2 separate regions of the Homo sapiens genome follow, and region 2 is linked to region 1. A link is a contact called in ENCODE Hi-C or POLR2A ChIA-PET data. All regions are on one chromosome and are shown on one strand. The core of a region is the stretch at or near the end of the contact, and the rest is flanking DNA. Distances in the headings are between cores, read along the strand shown.

Region 1 (5,835 bases), core at 1,264-3,763:
GCCCCAGGGGATCTGGAAACCAAGTAGGAACGGACCAAGCAGATGGTGGAGGGAAGGTCCCGGCAGACGGAACCGCACGTGCAGAGGCCCGGCCGACACGTTTTCTTGCAGAAGGATCTTGGCTGCAACGTCACAGGATAGACCTGGCCTGGTCCTCACAGGGCACTCTCCTTAGAGACCATGACAGGGACAGTGAAGGTCTGGGGGGCTGTAAGCATTTTGCACTTTAAAAAAATACATGGGTTGTACTTTGTCCTTCTAATCCATGGGATTCAGGTCTTCGTCCCCAGAACGACTCTGTGTTAATTAAAAGCGACGTGACTGCCTGATTGTAACTGGACAGTGGGAAGGGGTTTCGGCCTCAGCTTCCAGTTGCAACCAGAGGCCCTTGGAGGGGCTACAGGTGAGATGCTAGTCAGCTACGTAGGGCCCAGGTCTCTCCCAAGCGTTACCGAGCGCCGTGTCCTGCCCCTCCTGATGGCTGTGGATTTTCCATCCTTTCTCCATACAGAGATATCCTGGGTTTCTTCTAATCCCTGTTCCCCTTATACACCAGGAGGTGATGGTCTCTGATGTGTGTCTTCCTCCGACTCCCCTAACAAAGGCCCGCCGGTCACATTCAGGCCCCTCTTATCCTCCCTACTGGCCTCTGTGTGTGCACGTGTGTGCACAGGTGTGTACAAAGTGTGACTCTGTTTGACGTGGCTGGGTCTTGGAGCACCCCTCACACATGATCCGGAGGCACGTTAAACGTTCAGGCCAAGAAGAACGTTTTTATCTTGAATAAAACAGATAACAGGCCCTGCGCTTTGCAGAGCTTAGGGATCTAGAGTGGACACTGGCCCTCATTGTACGGATGGATGTCAGCTGAACTGTGGGTGCCTCATCGCCTTCAAAACCTACAGAGCTTAGGGATCTAGAGTGGACACTCGCCCTCATCATACGGATGGAAGTCAGCTGAACTGTGAGTGCCTCATCGCCTTCAAAACCTACAGAGCTTAGGGATCTAGAGTGGACACTCGCCCTCATCATACGGATGGAAGTCAGCTGAACTGTGAGTGCCTCATCGCCTTCAAAACCTACAGAGCTTAGGGATCTAGAGTGGACACTCGCCCTCATCGTACGGATGGGTGTCAGCTGAACTGTGAGTGCCTCGTCGCCTTCAAAACCTACAGAGCTTAGGGATCTAGAGTGGACACTCGCCCTCATCATACAGATGGAAGTCAGCTGAACTGTGGGTGCCTTGTCGCCTTCAAAACCTACAGAGCTTAGGGATCTAGAGTGGACACTGGCCCTCATCATATGGATGGATGTCAGCTGAACTGTGAGTGCCTCATCGCCTTCAAAACCTACCGGGTGGCAGGCTTTTGTTTTTATCTTTTGTATACTTTGAATTTCATTATGAACCACAATTATTTTCTTTGCTTTAGCACCTAGAAGACTCAGCTGAATTTGTAACTACTGCCTAGGCATGGTGGCTCACGCCTGTAATCCCTGGACTTTGGGAGGCCGAGGTGGGTGGATCACCTGAGGTCAGGAGTTCGAGATCAGCCTGGCCAACATGGCGAAACCCCATCTCTACTAAAAATACAAAAATTAGCCAGGCGTGGTGGTGGTCACCTATAATCCCAGCTACTCGGGAGGCTGAGGCAGGAGAATCACTTGAACCTGGGAGGCGGAGGTTGTAGTGAGCCGAGATCACACCACTGCACTCCAGCCTGGGTGACAAGAGTGAAATTCCTCCCTAAGTGCTGGGATTACAGGCGTGAGCCACTGCGCCCGGCCGGATTTGATGTATTGAGTGCGTGCTAACCATCCCATACTCTCCGTACTGAGCTCCACGGGAAGTCACTAGGAGAGGGGCCCAGTGCTGCCCTTGAGTGGACAGGATGAGATGGACAGTTGGGCATATCTGAGGAGCGGAGTGTGATGACGTCTTCACGAACACGACAGTGTTGGTCCGAGTACGTGTCATTTCGTACGAGGGCCTGGAAGACGGACACTTGTCACTTAGAGTGGAGCTGCTGCCGCGCCCCCTCTCTGCTGCTCCATTGGGTCAGGAGGCCTTTCCACATAGAGGCATTTTCTTTCCCAGCACCTCATCATCCGTGGAGCAGAATCTTCCTCTCTGAGGTACGGAGTTCCTTCCTGGATGTGAGGGCCCGTGGGTTGCCGGTATTGCTGGTGGCCAACGCTCAGGCCAGGGGGTCACCTGAAACTAATAAGGTACCCTAGGACAGCCTTTTTTCTTTTTTTCTTTTCTTTTTTTTGAGACAGAGTCTCACTCTATCACCCAGGCTGGAGTGCAGTGGCGCAATCTCTGCTCACTACATCTGCCTTCCGGGTTCACGCCGTTCTCCTGCGTCAGCCTCCGGAGTAGCTGGGATTATAGGCACCCACCACCACACCTGGCTAACTTTTTGTATTTTTAGTAGAGACAGGGTTTCACCATGTTGGCCAGCCTGGTCTTGAGCTCCTGACCTCATGTGATCTGCCTGCCTTGGCCTCCCAAAGTGCTGGGATTACAGGCATGAGTCACCGTGCCCGGCTCTTTTTTTTTTTAGACAGAGTCTTGCTCTGTTACCCAGAGGCTGGAGTACATTGGCACAATCTTGGCTCACTGCAACCTCTGCCTCCCGGGTTCAAGCGATCTTCCTGCCTCAGCCTCCTGAGTAGCTGGGATTATAGGCACCTGCCACTACGCCCAGCTAATTTTTGTATTTTTAGTAGAGACAGAGTTTCTCCATTTGACCAGGCTGGTCTCAAACTCCTGACCTCGTGATGTGCCCGCCTTGGCCTCCCAAAGTGCTGGGATTACAGGCGTGAGCCACCGCGCCCGGCCGGCCGTAGTCTCTTAAACAAAAAAAAAATGCTGAAGTTAAATACCAAATATGCATGCACTTCTTGACACACAGAAACGTCAGTGGCATGAGTTTGATTCATACTTCTAAACTTAATTCCAGATCCTCCTAGTTTTGAAAGATGCTCACGTATTAAGGAAATCATTATATCATTCCAGGGATATCACTTTGGAAGCGCCTTCTCAGCGCTTCGAGGTTGGGCTGAGCCCCACGTGCGGCATTCCGTCCGCGTCGATGGCCCTATTTGTGGTGCCCTGTCCTTGTCCTCCAAGCCGGGGGCCGTTTCTCCTTCAGAGCCCGTCTCACTCAGTCCCTGGTTTCACTGGTATCAGTTCTGGCTTCTCTCTAGTCTTAGAAGCCAGCCACCCTCCCTAGACTGCACCATCCCTTGATGGGAGTTTGCCTTTCTTTGCCTCTGAGGATATTTAAATGTGGCCAGGCTGGGCCGAAATACCTCTGAAGGAACTGTGCATTCGTTCATAAGCTTTGTAGCGTCACAAAACTCTGACCAGTATTTTTGATTGAATTCTGAATATTTCTGAGCTTTTGTGTGATTCCGTGGTTACGGCTTCCAGTGTCATTCAGTGGACGTGTTCCAGGTGTGTGAACACACGCACACACACGCTCACACATTCACACACGCGTGCACACAACCTACACACATGCAAACACCTACATTCACATGTGCACACACACCTACAAACATGCACACCTACACTCACACATATGCACACTCACACACGCACACACCTACAGTCACACATGCACACACCTACATTCACATGTGCGCACACACCCACACACACCTACACACATGCACACACCTACACTCACACATGCACACTCGCACACACACCTACACTCACGCACACACACCTACACACATGCACACACCTACACTCACACATATGCACACTCTCACTCACGCACCCTACACTCACACACCCTACACTCACATGCAAACACCTACATTCATATGTGCACACACCTACACTCACACACACCTACAGTCACACACATGCACACTCACACACACCTACACTCACCTACACTCACACAATGCACACTCGCGCCATCACACACACGTGCACACACAGACTCACACACACACTCGCTCTGCAGGGTCCTGGCTGTTGGAGTGTCTGGTCTGCACATCCTGTGGGGCTTCTCTGGGGACGTCCTGCTCCCTGTTTGAGTCTGTCTGTGCCCTGGGGTCTCAGTCCCATCTCACTTGTTTCTCTCCCGCTGAAGAGCTTGTATAAAGATTCCTTCACAGAGCAGTGCCAGGTACACCCCCTGCCTGCACCCAAAGGGAGCCGCCTCCACCTGGCCTGTCTTTGGACTTACACTGGGGCAGTGGCTTGATCTGCTGGTCATTTTGTGGATTGAGTCATGTGAGGGCAGAGTGTTCTGACAGGCTCGGGTGAAAATGGGTAACCCAGGCCACGCGCAGTGGCTCACGCCTGTAATCCCAGCACTTTGGGAGGCCGAGGCGGGCGGATCACGAGGTCAGGAGATCGAGACCGTCCTGGCTAACACGGTGAAACCCCGTCTCTATTAAAAATACAAAAAATTAGCCAGGCGTGGTGACGGGCGCCTGTAGTCCCAGCTACTCGGGAGGCTGAGGCAGGAGAATGGCGTGAACCCGGGAGACGGAGCTTGCAGTGAGCCGAGATCTTGCCACTGCACTCCAGCCTGGGCGACAGAGCGAGACTCCGTCTCAAAAAAAAAAAAAAAAAAAAAAAAAGCAGAACTGGGTAACCGCACAACCCGGAGTCCTATAAGCATCTTGGGGTTTTGAGAATCACCCTGCCGAGTGAAGGGGGCCTGCCAAATGCTGCCAGTGCGTTGAGGTGTCTGGGGGGCGGTACGGGTGGGGGAGTCGGGGCCTCGAGGCTGTGCCCTTGAGCTGTCCATCTCACAGGGTGGCGGCCTCTGCCGTGGTCTTGATGATGAGTTTGGGCCCCAGGCCGGCCTGGCCAAAGTCCCACTGCCGCTGACAGGCTGGCCACCGGCTTCCTTCGGTGCCCTGGGCTGAGCCGGGCTGTGTGACCCATCTCCACAGGACCACTGGGCTCACCAAGGACCTGGCATTTGGCGTCCCCCCACCTCCTGGTCTCGTGGGAATAACTGGCTTCCAGAGTGCTGCCCCCCCCCCAACCCCGGGGCTTTACGCAGCCTGGGGAATGTGCAGCCGTGTGCAGTGCTGAAAATTCTTTTTCTAAGGAGACCGTTGTCAACACACCTGGCAGAAGACAGACCCCGTTAGCAGTTGTCTGAGTCATCCTCGGCTGCCAGGGAGCACGGCACTCTTTGCAGGGAGGTTTACAGCCCCTTCTCTCTTAGGCCAGGGGCCCTGTCTGGTTTGGCTCCCGTGGCCCAACCTTCAGGGAGGGCGGACGGCCTGAGGGCTGTGCAGGGCCTGGAGCAGATGCGGAAGCAGCTAGAGGTGCCGGGCGGCCGGGGTGAGGGCCCTTTGCTCCTCCAGCGTTGAATCCTCTTCTCTGTTTTCCTTCTTCCCTCCTGTGCCACCTCCTCCCGCTCTGCCTTCTCCGCCTCCTTCTTTCTTCCTCTTCTGCTTCCCTCCTTCCTCATCCCGTTCCCTTCCTTGACTCTCTTCCTTTGCCCCTTTCAAAAAAATGGATTTGAGGCAGAATCTGTTTATATAAAAATGAAACATTTGGAGATTGCATGTTTCAACCAGAAGAGGGGCTGCCTCGAGACCTTTAGAGCGGTTTTGCAGTTCTCTTTTATGTGTTTTGTCTAATTTTTTTTTTTTGAGGCAGAGTCTCGCTCTGTCGCCCAGGCTGGAGTGCAGTGGCAAGATCTCCGCTCACTGCAAGCTCTGCCTCCCGCGTTCAAGCGATTCTCCTGCTTCAGCCTCCTGAGTAGCTGGGAGTACAGGGGTGCGCTACCACGCCCAGCTAATTTTGTATTTTTAGTAGAGACGGGGTTTCACCATGTTGGTCAGGCT
Region 2 (5,476 bases), core at 2,912-5,411, 72 kb before region 1:
GGCCGAGGTGGGCGGATCACGAGGTCAGGAGATCGAGACCATCCTGGCTAACAAGGTGAAAACCCCATCTCTACTAAAAAAAAAAATACAAAAAATTAGCCGGGCGTGCTGGTGGGTGTCTGTAAGTCCTAGCTACTGGGGAGGCTGAGGCAGGAGAATGGCGTGAACCCGGGAGGTGGAGCTTGCAGTGAACCGAGATTGTGTCACTGCACTCCAGCCTGGGCGACAGAGTGAGAGTCCGTCTCAAAAAACAAAAAGAAAAATTTCTTTCTTTGTGGGTGCATCTTTGGGCTGGAGCGGGAAGAGCTTTGCGGAACAAAAGTGTTCCAACTGAGGCATATAAAACAAATTTTATTCAAACTTTAATTATCTCCCACCTGCTGGTGCTTTGTGATGTTCAGAGGGAAAAGGATCATCGAGAACAGCATTTGATGTGCATGAGAGTTGCTGGTTTTTTTCTGTTCTTAGATGGGATTTATTCTTAAGTTTATTTCATAACGAGTAGGTCCAGACACTGAGTTCACGCCGGCATGCTTGATACTGTTTAATTAAGATCCTTTACACATGAGGTGTTGACTTTTGTTGTGTTGAATTCAGTTTCTTCCTAAGTTTGGACCTTGGGTTTTGGGTGTCTTTCTTCATCCTGGTGAGAGGGATGGGGTACTGGGCGTGTGCTCTTTGTGAGTGGGGGTACGTGATCTACGGCAGGTTGGGGGAGCGAAGGGAAAACGTGGCAGTGCTTTGCTTTTCACCAGGCTCCGAAATATCCACAGCCTTAGACTTGAAACCCGAGTGTCATTCCTCATTTTGCATTCTGCAACAGCCAACAATTAATCTGTCTGCATTTCTTTTCTCTCTCTTTTCTTTCTTTCTTTTTCTTTCTTTCTTTCTTTCTTTCTTTCTTTCTTTCTTTCTTTCTTTCTTTCTTTCTTTCTTTTTCTTTCTTTCTTCTTTTCTTTTCTTTCACAGTCTCGCTCTGTTGCTCAGGCTGTAGTGCAATGGAGCAATCTCGGCTCACTGCAACCTCCGCCTCCCGGGTTCAAGCGATTCTCCTAGCTGGGATTACAGGCACACGCCACCACCAGGCTAATTTTTGTATTTTAGTGGAGACAGGGTTTTGCCTTGTTGGCCAGGCTGGTCTTGAACTCCTGACCTCAGGCGATCCACCTGTTTTGGCCTCCCAAAGTGCTGGGATGAAAGGCGTGAGCCACCGCATCCGGCCAATCTCTCTGCATTTCTCATTCATTTCTACCTTCCTGTGGTCTTTTTGCCTCCGATGCAGGATCACTGCGGGTAGCAGGGCTTAGAGCTTTTCAGTATGTTTCGACAACGGTAGCTTCATCACTGAAGCACAGGGCACGTGCAGGTGCTGGGCTTTCTGCTCTGTCTTCTCACTTAATCCTCCTGAGAAGGCAAGTGTGGCACGTGCAGGCGCTGGGCTTTCTGCTCTGTCTTCCCACTTAATCCTCCTGAGAAGGTAAGTGCCACATAGCTGGCAGGTGGTGGAGATGAGATTTGAACCTGTTTCCTGACCACAATCCATCGGTTAACCACAAACATTAGTGTCTTTCTCTTTGTGCTGTAAGGCTTAGAACCCCCAGCGTTCTGGTTCTTGTTTCTTCTGAGTCAGATGTTTCAAGTGGCTCCGTCAATCTTTTTTTTTTTTTTTTTTTTGAGATGGAGTTTTGTTTTGCACTTGTCGCCCCCAGGCTGGAGTGCAGTGGTGCGATCTCAGCTCACAGCAACCTCCACCTCCTGGGTTCAAGTGATTCTCCTGCCTCAGCCTCCTGGGTAGCTGGGATTACAGGTGCCCACCACCATGTCCAGCTAATTTTTGTATTTTTAGTAGAGACGGGGTTTCTCCATGTTGGTCAGGCTGGTCTCGAACTCCTGACCTCAGGTGATCCACCTGCCCTGGCCTCCCAAAGTGCTGGGATTACAGGTGCGAGCCACCACACCTGGCCTCTGTCAATCTTTATGTAAGTTCTGATGCATCTAGAATGTCCTCTCTCATCCCAGCTGTATTTATTTTTTATTTTTTGCTATGATTGATAATAGCAATTGTCTGAAGACCTAAGAGCACCCTCGTTTTCTTGAAGTCAAAAAACCTTGCTGAGACCAGGTGTGATGGCTCATGCCTGTCATCCCAGGACTTTGGGGGGCCAAGGTGGCCAGATCCTTTAAGCCCAGGATTTCTTTGCCAGACTGGGCAACACAGCGAGACCCCATCTCTACAGAATGATTTTAAAAATTAGCCAGGAGTGGTGATGCATGCCTGTGGTCCCTGCTACTCAGGAGGCTGAGGTGGGAGGATCGCTTGAGCCCAGGAGGTCGAGGTTGCAGTGAGCTGTGCTTGCACCCCTGCACTCCAGCCTGAGGAACAGAGCGAGGCCCTGTCTCAAAGAAGTAAAGATTATAAATTAAAACTAATCTTGTGGAACTTAGTCCTGCTGTAAGATACAGATTTTCCTTTTTATTGCATGAGAAGTCCCTTAAACCCTGCTTTCTGTCCCTCTCTGTACCCCGTACGGTACCTGCGCCCCATCCGTGTCGTATGAACCCAAGTTGAGGAGACAGGAACACTCCTGAGCATGTGCTGTACCTGGCACGCTTCTCAACCGTGACCCGTGTGGCAGTTACAGACCTCTCTGTTTTACACGAGGGAGCTGAGGCTTGGAGAGGTCTGGTGGACTTGCTTTGAACCTCACGGCTAGTGGGTTGTCATAGATCCAAGGGTTTAAACTCAGGCCTCCGTGACGCTGAAGCCCACGTCCTTGCCTCTCTGTTCTTCTTTTCCATCGAATGGGAATTGGGTCAAATGGAATTCTGCCTTTTTCTTAGGAAAAAGGAGGTGGAAAAGGCATGTAGAAACACGTAGAAAGCCTTTCTCTTTTTTCCCCCTCAAGCCATAGGGGCCAGCTCTGTGACGGTGGTTCACTGACATGGAGCGAATGGAAAAATGGGGTCATGTCTCCGCCAGAAGCCTGCATTCCCGTTTAATTGGCGAGCACACACTTTCTTTGTATTTGTTTACCTTATGGCTGGTTCTGACAAATAAAATGGATTCTTTTCTCGGCCTCTTCACTTGGGAGGAGTAAGCTGTGGGGTATTAGTGGAGGGAGTGAAGGCCTGAAAATGCCCGGGATTTGGAAAATCTCCGAGAATGTGGTGCAGAAGAAGGTATTCTTGACTTTGGTGACGAGCATATGAACGGCAGCTTCCCAAGTTGGTGACAAGAGCTCATGAACGGCAGCTTCCCCAGTCACCCTCACTGAATCGGACGCTGCCTTGTGACTGTACGTTGTCCACACCTCCCCCTGCACCTCCGCCAAACCTTCGTCGCTGTGGCCACTTGCCTGGGAGAGGACTGGCCGGTCAGCTAGCATGGATTTATGGAGCTCCCACCAGATAAAAGACTGAGGCCAGGCGCGGTGGCTCACGCCTGTAATCCCAGCACTTTGGAAGGTTGAGGCGGGTGAATTGCTTGAGGCCAGGAGTTCGAGACCAGCCTGGGCAACATGGTGAGACCCCCATCTCTACAGAAAAAAAAAAATACAAAAATTAGCCAAGTGTGGTGGTTCACGCCTTGTAGTCCCAGCTACTTGGGAGGCAGAGGTGGCAGGATTGCTTGAGCCCAGGAGGTTAAGGCCGTAGCCATGATCACTCCACTGCACTCCAGCCTGGATCTGAAAAAAAATAAATAAATAACAAAATAAAAGTTTGTTTTATCCAGACTGTCAGGCAAAAATGTTAGGATAAACAATAGAATGAGATCAAAGCCTTCCTCTTTTTGCTTTAGGTTGGAATTCAAACCATCCAGTGTAGTAAGAGGTATTATTTCTATTTTTTTTTTTTTTTTGAGACAGAGTCTCACTCTGTCGCCCAGGTTGGAGTGCAGTGGCACGATCTCAGCTCACTGCAAGCTCCACCTCCCGAGTTGAAGTGATTCTCCTGCCTCAGTCTCCTGAGTAGCTGGGACTACAGCTGTGTGCCACCACGCCCGGCTAATTTTTTGTATTTTTAGTAGAGATGGGGTTTCACCACATTGGCCAGGCTGATCTCGAACTCCTGACCTCAGGTGATCCACCCACATTGGCCTTCCAAAGTGCTGGGATTCCTGGCGTGAGCCACCGCGCCGGCCAACGGTGTTGGTTCCCGTGGAGCGAAGCCTCTCCGTGCGCTGCCAGCCTCCCAGGGAAGAATCATGAGCAAGTGGCAGGTGTCCAGCAGAATCTATCTTACGTCTCTTGGAATAAATATTCCCTCTGGCTCGGTAAGAGCAAAACCCTTTAGTCCAGCTTGGATGTTAGAGAACCTTCTGCTTGCTTAATTTATTGATTTTTTAAAGCCAAAGCAATGTCAGCAGAGCCAAGAATAATGTTGGAGAGATTCTAAGAACATGGCCTTGCGTAGTTTTCCTGACTGAAATCCACTCTGCCTAACACTGGGGACCTGGGAGCTGCTTCCGTGGAGAAACCCGGACCCGTGGTCAGAATGGGGTGGCTCCTGACACAGAGCCTTCAATTTCTGATGGGCTCCACCTGGCCCCAGCCTCTTTGTGCCTTTTGTGTGGTTCCATGCCAGGGTTTTGAGCTGCGTTTGGAGCCTTTGGTTAGAATTTTCTAAGGAGCATTAAAAGTGAGTACCACAGCTGGGCGCGGTGGCTCACGCCTATAATCCCAGCACTTTGGGAGGCCGAGGCGGGCGGATCACGAGGTCAGGAGATCGAGACCATCCTGGCTGACACGGTGAAACCCCGTCTCTACTAAAAAAATACAAAAAAAAAAAATTAGCCGGGCGTGGTGGCGGGCGCCTGTAGTCCCAGCTACTCGGGAGGCTGAGACAGGAGAATGGCGTGAACCCGGGAGGCAGAGCTTGCAGTGAGCTGAGATTGCGCCACTGCACTCCAGCCTGGGGGACAGAGCGACTCTGTCTCAAAAAAAAAAAAAAAAAAAAAAAAAAAAGCGAGTACCGCAGCCCCCAGGTGGGCATGGCGCCTCTCTTCAGAGAGGGGCATGTGTGCGCAAAGAAAAGGAAGCCATTTACTTCCAGAGATGATTCCTGGCTAAGAAACGATTATGAGAAATGAAAGACTAGACATAGGAGACGGACTATGAAATCCTGAACTCTTTTTTTTTTCCTTTTCTTTTCTTTTTTTTGAGATTGAGTCTCGCTCTTGTTGCCCAGGCTGGAGTGTAGTGGTGCGATCTCCGCTCACTGCAACCTCCACCTCCCGGGTTCAAGTGATTCTCCTGCCTCAGCCTCCCAAGTAGCTGGGATGACGGGCGCCTGCACCACGCCCAGCTAATTTTTGTATTTTTAGTAGAGACGAGGTGTCACCATGTTGGCCAGACTGGTCTCTTGGCCAGGCTGGTCTCAACCTCTGACCTCGTGATCCGCCCGTCTCGGCCTCCCAAAATGCTGGGATTACAGGCGTGAGCCACTGCGACCGGCCGCATATGTTGAGTCTTATTAG

The links. A loop is a pair of places that touch in the nucleus more often than their neighbours do. ChIA-PET counts read pairs that join two places held with the same protein, here RNA polymerase II (POLR2A). Pooled maps may share reads with other maps.
Region 2: a pooled map shows a loop between it and region 1 (9-fold over the local background). The contact joins two enhancer-like sites. A Hi-C loop is called at or near these places in 6 of 168 maps with a recorded cell type or tissue (GM13976, body of pancreas, endothelial cell of hepatic sinusoid and 3 more) and 5 of 50 pooled maps. POLR2A ChIA-PET finds 5 or more read pairs at or near these places in 3 of 52 experiments (AG04449, H1 and MCF 10A).

Annotation. Positions count from the first base shown.
Region 1 is chr17:810,694-816,528 of GRCh38, reverse strand. All of the region lies in intron 5 of NXN (nucleoredoxin), which reads left to right. Among named protein-coding and RNA genes, the nearest start is that of MRM3, 31 kb to the right of the region's middle. Within about 2 kb of position 2,513, at least 2 of the 41 ENCODE cell types and tissues checked have a DNase peak (open chromatin) inside an H3K27ac peak, as active enhancers do; they include psoas muscle, where a contact is called at or near this core.
Region 2 is chr17:885,161-890,636 of GRCh38, reverse strand. The region is part of intron 1 of NXN (nucleoredoxin); the gene reads left to right. Among named protein-coding and RNA genes, the nearest start is that of NXN, 92 kb to the left of the region's middle. RefSeq lists an enhancer at 2,879-3,378. Within about 2 kb of position 4,161, at least 16 of the 41 ENCODE cell types and tissues checked have a DNase peak (open chromatin) inside an H3K27ac peak, as active enhancers do; they include psoas muscle, where a contact is called at or near this core.